2 separate regions of the Mus musculus genome follow, and region 1 is linked to region 2. The links are chromatin loops, found by intact Hi-C in ENCODE. Cell type or tissue: left cerebral cortex. All regions are shown on one strand.

Region 1 (5,000 bases), 160 kb after region 2:
TGAGGAAGGGCAGCTTGACTCTTAAAATCACTACATCGGTACTTTCCACAGAGGGCTGGGGAGATGCCTCCGTTGGTAAGAATGTTTTCTGTGCAAGTGTGAGGACTTGTGTTTGAATCACCAGCATCGTATCAACAGTCAGGCATGGCTGTGCATGTCTGTAAACCCAGCGCTGGGGGCAAAGAGACACATGAGCTCTGGGGCTTGCTGGCTAGCCAGTGTTGCAAAACTGGTAAGCTTTCAGTTTAGTGAGAAACCCTACCTCAAGGCAATATAGCGGACAGACACACGGACAGACAAAGACACACACACACACTTTCCCCAAAAGTTATAGAGATAAATCCTAATGACATCACTGCAGTGGGATAGTTTGAGAACAGAACGCACTCCCGGTACAAGCCAAGAGAGCGAGCAGCTCATCGTGTCAAGGTGAGCGATGAGTTGGAAAGAGAGAAAAGATGGTGTGCTTCTATCAACAATGAATTTAAGAACTGGCAAAGGCTCTGTGGTGACGGAGAAGTTACTGTGGCTCCTGGGAATTGGTGCACAGTAGGAAAGGGTGCAAGAACCCTACTGCATGCTGGACTGTTCTATGTCTTGACCTTGGTGGTCTTTAAAACAAATTTGTATAGCTTTGCTATATTAAAAAACATCAATGAACACTTGTGCACTTTTATGCACACCTTAGTGTTGAAGAGCTATAGGAAGGTCACCTTTTAGCCTTGGGGACACTGAAGAAGTGCCTGGTCCACACGGGACCATACTGGACCAATCACATAAAGTAGGAGCTCACATCAACATCAATTTGGGCAATTGGACTAAATCTTGCTTTTGGTCTGTGCAATGCACTGTACTGGGTATGTGGGGGGACAGAGATCGATCAGATGGTACCCAGAACCACCTGATTGAGTCTGTTTGCCCTTCAGGGTTTGCTGTGTAACCATCCAGGTGAGAGGAGTGCGTCCTAGGGAGAGCACTGGTTATACAGATGAGCTCCAGTCTACAAACACGCTGGTGCTGTCAGCTCATTTCCGATGAGAAGCAGTGTTTGCATGTTTGGATGACGCATCATTTCACCAGGGACCACAGAAGTGCACAGCAATGCCAGCTCGGGAGAGTAAGATGCACTCACCTGTCTCGGTGTCCCAGAGTTTAAGGTACCTGTCGTAGGCCGCACTGAGGAACTGGGTTCCTGCAGTGTTGAAGCAGATGTCTCTCACAGCTTTACTGTGACCTGGAGGTGAAGCCAGAAGCTGAGATGAGAGAGAGGAGGAGCTGCAGCACAAGGGAAGCTAGACAGAGCCCTCAAGGAAGCCCCCCACAACGAGGCTGGGGAGGAGCCACTTTTATTCCTTTAAGGTGTTCTGCAGGTGGGTGAGCCGCACAACGCTTTGGTAAGAACTGAGAGAAAAGGTCTGTTTTTGTTTTTAATTTGTCCTGGCATCTTTTTAATATGCAGTACACACACTGATGACTACCCAGCCAAGGATTTACTGAGACCTGAAGTTCTAATGAGGCTTGGGAGGGAGGCGCACTGTCAGTTTCCTCAGTGTGCTGGGAGGAAAAGCAGAGATCCAAACCCGAGATCAGGGAGTGCAGCCCTCCTTCAGGTACTGCGGACTTCAGTGATCTCATTACTTCATTTCACAGAAATGAGTTCAAAACTATAGTGTTAGCTGTATTTTCTAAAAGATGTTATTCTGAACCGAAATTAATTTCAGGGCACTGATCACAATCCATCTTCCACAGTTCTGAGGAAAGTAAAATGCACTTAAACCAAGGCAGAAATTCCCATCTTTTCTCTATGACCAGGAAACAAATAATCTCACAAAATGTACACTGCTCAAACTGTCAACCCCGGGCTGTCTCCTGGAACCACCCCTAGCACAGCACTCCTGTCAGGCAGCAGACACCAGGGCAATACGCATGGCAACCAGGAGACCCTCCGCACAGCAGCTAGAACTCCAGTTCCCTCTGAAGAATGTCCTGGCAGGAAAGGTGAGGCCAATGGAGATCAAATGCACTGTGTCTGCGGGGCATTTGATTCCCCTGGAGACAGCTAATGGTTTCCCTGGAAGTCTCGTGTGCTGGTGTGGTATCTTGGTATCTATTTGCACAGAGTACCCACACACAGGCAGCACAGCATGGGAGAACAGACTCCCACTTTCATCTAAAAACAGAGCCACTGTGATCCACAGCCCTTCAATGTGATACAGTTAAATTTGGAAAAAGTAACAAGAAGCGACAAGGACATAGACAGCCTTGCCAGAGAGGCCACTGGCACACCCGTCCTTCCTTAGTTCCTGTCTTACCTTCAGGGAGCTTTCTCAATCACGGTTCTCACTTCTGCTGCTAGCTCCTGACCTGGCTTTAAAGCTTCGCCTAAGGCTACTACTTACAGGACAGCTTCACTAGCCGCTCAGACTCAGCAAGTCCAACCTCAGGTCCCCCTCCCCCCTCCCCTTGCTAAACAGCTACCTGGGGGTCACCGAGGGTTTCTGCTCTGTGCCATTCACATCCTGTTACCGAACTCATTACATTTTCTCTTTTCACCATTTCAACAGAGACTAATAAAATAACTGTGTGGTTTCTTTTCTTCCTTCTAGGCTTGTCTATCAGAGTATCTTCCAGACTGCCACATAATCTTTGTTCTCTTCCAATCGCATTACTTTCTAGTAAGGGCTGTTAAAAATGGCTCTTCAGTGCCATTACAGGACGCAGCCTCTTTCATTAGTGGCATGATGATTCTCCATACTCTGCCTCCCTTCTATTTTTAACCACATTTGTCCCTCCCCTATACCCTGGCAGATCGTTACCTCACGCACGCAGTCCCTAGCGCAGCACACAATCTCACGGCGCTCACTCAGCCTCCACCTCTCTCCCTTCCTCGCCCTCCTTGCCTGTCTAGAGAGATTGACTCCTTCCCGGCTCAGCTCAGCCTGTACATACTCTCCTTTACATCAGGGCAGTAAAATTACTGCTGCTGATGCTATTTTTCTTGCAAAAGCATTCCTAAACAGATTTATAGGCAGTGAGAAAAAGAAATATTACCAATAAATGTTCTCAGACAGCGCCGGTCTCCATAAACTTCCCATAGCTGGAGAAAATAAAAAACACATGAAAATATTAATGTTTTCTTTATGGTGTTAGAAACTGGACCTTGTGTACACTAAGAATGCGCTCTGCCCCTGAGCAAAGCTCTAGACCCGGGATATCAAGCTTAACACAAGTTTTTTTGTTTTTTTTTTTTTTATCAAATAACAACAGTCATTTGCTAGCTATGTGTGTGTACACATCTTTGTGGGTGGAGTGGATTTAATTACTAAACCCGGCCTAGTTTGCCAGTCTGTGTTACACAGCTGGGACGCAGTTATGTACAAGCATATTCTTTACACTCGAGGAGATTTTTACAGCAAAGCCTCAAGACAATTTAGCTACACATGCAGTTTATCTGGGACCTTCATTTTCTTACCATTTTTTTCCTCTATATTTTGTGTATTCTTCTATGAGGAACAGTTTTTACTTTTTGTAACAAACTAATTTTTAAAGCAATTAAATATTATTAGAACTGCTGCCATGTACCAGTTTAATATTGAAAAGTGTCTTTAAAAATATTTTCTGGGTAACATGTATAGACTCTATGGTTCACAATCTAATCATATCTAAAGCAGATGAATACAAAGGTTTCAAAGCTATGCCCGCTTGCCTCCCTCACATTCATCCCTGACAGCGTTGCTGGTGCTCTAAGACAGACAGCACTTCTGAGCACCCAATGCTAACTAGACAGAGGTCTCAGTTCTGCCCATGCCAGGCAAGGCCCTCTGGGACCTGCTCCCTTGCCTAGGACTGCAGTCGGTTTTTCCTCATATACTTTCTGCTCTGACAGCCACAGAGCTGCTGTCCTTCCAGCACCCATGCTGACTGGGCTCCTCTCCCGGCCCCACGCCCCTTCCTTGGCCTTCCTGTCAGCAAGCTTCTCCAAGGACAGAACCTGCCCCTGTGCCTGCCTGGCTTCCGGTGATTTACATCAAGATGATCGTTCCCAGGGACAGTCTGAATTTCAAACCTTTGATATTATAATCCCTCTGCATATAGTAGTTTCCAAATTAATATCCATAGATGTCCGCTATATTCAACTTTATGTTTTGTTCCTTGACCCTAGGGAAGATTGTAAACTTAATGGATAAAGTTAAAGTTAGAGAAAATTAGAAATTTTCTGAGAAACCATTTTAATCAGAGACAAATCATTTCTGTCACAAATGCCTGAAATGGCTGCTCCTATTAAAAGCAACGGCTTGCCGGGCGTGGTGGCACATGCCTTTAATCCCAGCACTTGGGAGGCAGAGGCAGGTAGATTTCTGAGTTCGAGGCCAGCCTGGTCTACAGAGTGAGTTCCAGGACAGCCAGGACTGCACAGAGAAACCCTGTCTCGAAAAAACCAAAAAAAAAAAAAAAAAAAAACCAACCAAACAAACAAACAAAAAAAGCAGCGGCTTTATATACTGATAGTATTCATCAATATTTAAAAAGGATAAAGCCTTAATGATCTGATCTTCCAAGCCACAAGAATACTATAGGATTGGTATTTATTGAGCCACCACAATGATCTGGACATAGAAGAGACACAATGATACTAACTATTCTTTAAAACTTAAGGTTTCAAAGACGCTCTGTTCATATCAGGTTGACAAGAGAGATAGCTCGCTTCCCTGCCTCACTATGTCTGGGAGGAAGGTTCAGATGGCGCTCGCTTCCTGAGAGCACCAAGAACAGAGACGGCTAAGGGCACTGCTGGTTGGTGTCCCAGTGTTCAAAAGGAAAGGATAAAAGAAATTATACTGTCTACTCTCTAGGTGTGGGGTTTTCATCATAGTCTCTTCTTCCTCAGCCAGTCTGAGGAACAAACACTCAGTTACATATCCATAACCTCCATAAAAAATGCATTATTCCTGATTCAATATTTATGTGCCCAATGCCAAAGCGATTGGATTACATCCTAA
Region 2 (5,000 bases):
ACAACATAGTTATGCAATATATGTAACCCTAAATATTGGTCTATTTTCCCACAGGAAAACAGAAGCTCAGAAAAGATACATATTTTGTTTAGTGTCTCATATCACTCAATGAGAGGGTCGTGAATCAAACACAGTTCAAGTAAATAACTGCAGGATTTGAGGCTGTCTCTCTCAGCTTGTGTGAATGAAAGTTTATAATCTTAATAAAGACTTTTAGCTGCAATTTCCCTGGAGGTGGGCAAGTAGATATCTGTCTGTCTGTCTGTCTGTCTATTCCCATCACGTGTGTATACTTTCAAGCATAATAAAACCTCCAAGCCCCTGAGGACCGGTGATGGCCAGGGAATGCACTGGATTAGGCTGATAAGTTCTGTGACTGTGGGGAAACAGGTTTAATGCTCTCTGACAAAGAATAATTCTGCCAAAAAGGAATGGGAATCTCAGAGAGCAGAGCTCCCTATGGAAAATCCCAACATTCAAATGAGGAGGTGGCCAGACTTCATTCTAGATCTCTGTTGTCCGTGTCGCAGGCTAGGGAGAGAGACAACCTACATAGAAGCATGGAAAATATATCCATATGTGTGTGTATGTGTGTGTGATGTGTATGTGTGCTTGTGTGTGTGTGTAATGTGCATGTATGTATGCTTGTGTGTGTGTGTGTGTGTGTGTATGTGTGCGTGTGTGTATGTGTGTGTGCGTGCATGTGTGTGTTGGGGGTGGGTATCTGGCCATGGTTTAAAAAAAACAAAAGAATCCCAAAGAACCTGAATGTAAATCTAGAAATCAATGTCACCCTAAACAGGTGGAGGGAAAGAATCCTAACAAAAGTGGGATACCAACCCCATTTGTGAGTCCAAACTATGAGCATCTAGATTTCTTTAATTAAGGTCAAGGTGACAATGGCAATCCCGGCTAGGGAGCGTTTTGCCCAGAGATAAATATGTCCCTCTGCATTTCTGCCAGGCAGCAGGGAGGTGTGTGTTTGGAGCTAAATTAATTTGATTTCCAGCACTCCATGGTAACTTCTGTTCCCTCTTTCCCGCTGTCAGATGTCTTCGCTGGCTGTCTCCCTTCCCTTCACCCCCACACATTTCATAACACCGAGGGAGAAAGCATGGGCTGGCTTCGGGCAGAATTTAGAAACTGAATAACTAATTTGATTCTTCTGCACGGAGTGCTATTCTCTCCTCTGTACGGAGTGCTATTCTCTCTCTCTCTCTCTCTCTCTCTCTCTCTCTCTCTCTCTCTCTCTCTCTCTCTCTCTCTCTCTCCCCTTGAGGGAGAGAAGTTGTAAACCTGAGCATAAGTATGATTATTTTTATATCATGCTTAGTGGCAAAAACTGCTTGACAACTTTTTCTTTGGGGCCAAACCTGGCGGCTCACCTCTCCTCTTTCCTTGTGTCTAATACTAACACCAACAAATGAAGTCAAAGCTCAGGCGCCCCGGAGGAACGTGCTCTATTCTGACTCTGGCTCTCCCCACTAGCCAGACTTTACAGGCTGGTCACACCTAAGGACACCCAGCCCTGTTATGGCAGCCTGGGTGCACGCCTAGCCCACCGCCCCTCGCTCTTCCTGCTGCGGCTGGGCAGGATAAGGTTACGCCGGGGCCTCCCCGGTCGCAGGGAAGAAGGCGGGCCGCTGGGGAGTTGCCACAGTTGTCAGCCCGGTCCGTTGGGAACGCTTCTCTGCAGGCGGCTGGGAGCTGAGGGTGGGACCCAGAGCACAGCCGGAGGTCGAGGTCCCCGCCATGGCCACTGTCAAGCCTCCCGGGCGTGGTTGTGGAGCCCTGCCCCGGTGGCTGCTCGGTGCCGCGCTGCTTCTGGGCCTACGGCTTTGCATGGAGTTGCGCCACGCGGGCTCGGGACCCCCGGGCCGCGGCGATTCCCCAGGGCCACCCCGGACACACCTACTGTCGGCGCCCGGCTCCCCACGCGGAGCCAGAAGGAGGCAGGTGACCTACGTGCGCAGTGGGCGCCGAGTGCTGCCCCGGGGTGGCGGGAGCACGACGTCCCCAGAGCCGAGCTGCTGTGCCCAGGGCGGGCTTCTCCGCAGGAAGGTCAGTTGCAAACCATGCAGACATGGACCTTGGAGTTGAGCCTGCACCCAGATGGCGCTAGGGAGCCTTCTGCTCAGGCCACTGGGACCTCAAGACTCTTCTATTTCCTTCTAGCTGAGCTCTCCCTGGAACTTTCTGTAGTCTCACTCAGTATCCCTATAGAATGAAGTGGAATTGAGCAGGGATCATGCAAATTCAACTAACGTTTGCTGAGCGCCTACTGTGGCAGACCTCCTTCTAGGAAAGGAGCACCAAGCAACCACACCCATTTCAGCAAGGGAGGGGGCGCTGAAAGGGAAGGAGGCATGGCTTGCCATTGTGTTTTCCCCACCCAGGCCTGGACAAAACCGGATGGGTAGACACTATGAAAGGCTCATCCAGGTGATGGTCAAGATCTGCCTTCCAGTAGCATCCAGACACCGCCCCCTTCACCCACTCCGACCCCAGAGTCCCTACCCAGCAGTGGGAACTGGCACCGGGTGAGAAGCCAAACCCATAGCACCACTTAGTGGGAAATAATCGGATGCTCCAGGGCCAGATCCTTGCCTTGTTAACTTCCCGCACTTCATTGAGTAGGTCAGTTTAAACCTCTGGTTGTTGAAGCCTCACCTTACACCTTCTTTTGGGAGCTCTGTGGTACCTAGGACTGAAAAGATTAGGAATTGGATATATGAGCTTGCCACATCCTTACACCTGCCACTCTTGCTTCCAACTGCGGTGCCATCCTCCGAAGCAAGGCTGGCTGTGCTGCCTGGAGTCGGGTTTTTCTTGATGGCATCTGAGCACCCAGCCCCCACCTGCGAGCTGGCCCCTGCATTTACCAGCCTGCTCTTCCTTTGGCTCCTCTACTCTAACACCCCCACTACTTTCAGTGATTTTCTTCCCCCACTTTTATATGCCCTGCGCTCAGTCTTCCCACATGGCATTGCTTAACAGGCAATTCTCTTATGTTCTGGGACGCACACAGCTCTTTTTTCTGTCTCCGAAATGCACCTCCTATATAAAGACTTAGCTAGTTACTCTAAAAGAGACACCTCCTTCTCACTGTGTCCATGCAGTTCCCATGATGCTGTGCTAAGCTTTCAAAACCCTTGCCAAGGGCTTCCACTGGATGCTGGGTCAAGTGCTGCCAGCACAAACTGAATTCAAAGTGTCTGGGGCTCAGGAAAGTCATACAATTTGATTCAGGCCTTGAACCTATGAAGAAAGATCAAAAAGTGAACAAAGGAGACATTTGAACTGAGATTTGATATTTTTTTTAAGAGTCTGGCCTCCTTTGTTCCTCTGTGGACACCCTTGAACACTCTGTCTTTGATAATCTCCCCTTTCTGAGTGATTCTCCACAACTTTTGTTTCTGCTGTCTCCTGTTTAAGGAGACCTAAGGGGTTGTCTTCCAGGTTATTGGTGACTAGAGCCTGCCTCACAGTGTTTAGGTTTGGAATGCATAGAATCAGGGGGTCACTGGGGGTGTTTGTGGGAAGTTCACCTCTGTCCCCTGTGGGATGCTGGAACAGAGATCAGTCTGAAAATGGCAGGCAGGTGGTAGCTATGGAGGTGGCGAGATGTAGCAAACATGGGGAATGTTGGAAAGTTACGGGGAGAAGCAGCTATCTTGGTTTATCTCTGTTATCTGTTTATCTTTGGTAGATTACAGATAGAATGTGCTGACCCCAGATAACTTTCAAATATCTTTTAGTGATTCAGTTGGAAATGCCAAATAGACATTCAGACACATTGATCTGGGGCTTAGAGGCAATGTCCAGGCTGAAGTAGCAATTTGGGGCTATTGCTCGCAAGTAGCATTAAAACTATGAGATGGTATGAGGTCAACTGGGGGTGAGTGTGACTTACAGGACAGGAGTCTGAGTACTGGGGTTCAGTCATTACAATTAAATTAAAAAGAAGATGAAAGGAAAATGTTAGTGTCTAGCATGCTAGAAACACAATGTAACAACTTTTATTTTCTCTAAGTTGTCTGAAGCGTTAGCTGCTCCTCAAGTGTAAACTGTTACAGAGTATTTACATTCTTTTGCCATATCCCGGTCCTGCTCTGCGCTCCAACCTGCATCTTGTCAATCTTCTGCCCATTCCTACTTCAGACACTTAGGTCAAGGTTCACTGAGAACCCACTCCTATCTCCATGCCGATCTCTCTGCAGCCTGTGATGGCAACGGACAGCAATGCCTTCTGTGAGTTTGAGTTGCTTTGTTCCTGCGGAGACCTGAGAATCCATTTCAGATGGGATGCTTTGTCTGAACAAAGTATTCTCCGTTGGGAGGGATTTCATTTCCCATGGTTACCATGGTAAACTCCGGAGACACTAACATGTGAAAGGTGGATACAGCTACTTCTTGAGTTTCTAAATGTCTTTATAAAAAGTAAGGCTTATCACTATTGTAAAAAAATTGTTATTAGCCTCTCATGGGAACATTTGCCTTACTTAGATTATCTTCTCCATAGTTAGTAACTTATTTTATATGAGATTTTTGAAATTATAAATTTATAATGAAATTATAAATTTACAAATATATTTTATATATAAGCTATATATTTCATATATAAATATATGTAATTACAATTATAAGATTATAAACTTTACTTACTTCATAGTAAGCATTCTTATACTCATTATGAGAATATTTATCTCATCTCACTAAGTTCCTAAACAGGATTTTGGATTTGTTTCACTTTGCCAGTCTTTCACAGCTGAGTTAAAATATTCCTCAAAACTGGAAAGGGCAGTTACTCCATCTGTGTTCTGATTTATGGGGATGGAGTTCACCATCTTATATCCTGGGATAAACTTTGTTTCTTTTGAGCCACACAAAGCAAGGTATAATTTAAGGTGATGCACCATTAATAAAAGGAAATAGAATTTGGAATTTACCCATGGAACTTTTATGTATTTTAACTTTATTATTTTATTTTAATTGCTTGA

The links. Peaks named below come from ENCODE experiments on the same cell type or tissue, not always from the same donor. Only the 100,000 strongest peaks of a DNase experiment are listed, where the experiment ranks them.
Region 1: a loop joins it to region 2, with 10 times the contacts of the local background. A loop is called at or near these places in 5 of 42 quality-filtered maps.

The regions. Positions count from the first base shown.
Region 1 is chr10:40,841,910-40,846,909 of GRCm38, forward strand. Cdc40 (cell division cycle 40) reads right to left here. Exons shown (of 15, transcript NM_027879.2): 9 at 3,052-3,097; 10 at 1,133-1,234. Among named protein-coding and RNA genes, the nearest start is that of Cdc40, 39 kb to the right of the region's middle. In left cerebral cortex, no CTCF peak of the experiment used is centred here; DNase peaks (open chromatin) are centred at 2,152 and 2,803; H3K27ac peaks cover 3,062 bases.
Region 2 is chr10:40,681,604-40,686,603 of GRCm38, forward strand. It overlaps Mettl24 (methyltransferase like 24), which reads left to right and starts at 1,679. Exons shown (of 5, transcript NM_177793.3): 1 at 1,679-2,061. The coding sequence starts at 1,753. It also overlaps a transcript of Ddo not described here. In left cerebral cortex, a CTCF peak has its summit at 2,103; DNase peaks (open chromatin) are centred at 484, 1,052, 1,633, 2,165 and 1 more place; H3K4me3 peaks cover 1,426 bases; H3K27ac peaks cover 4,397 bases.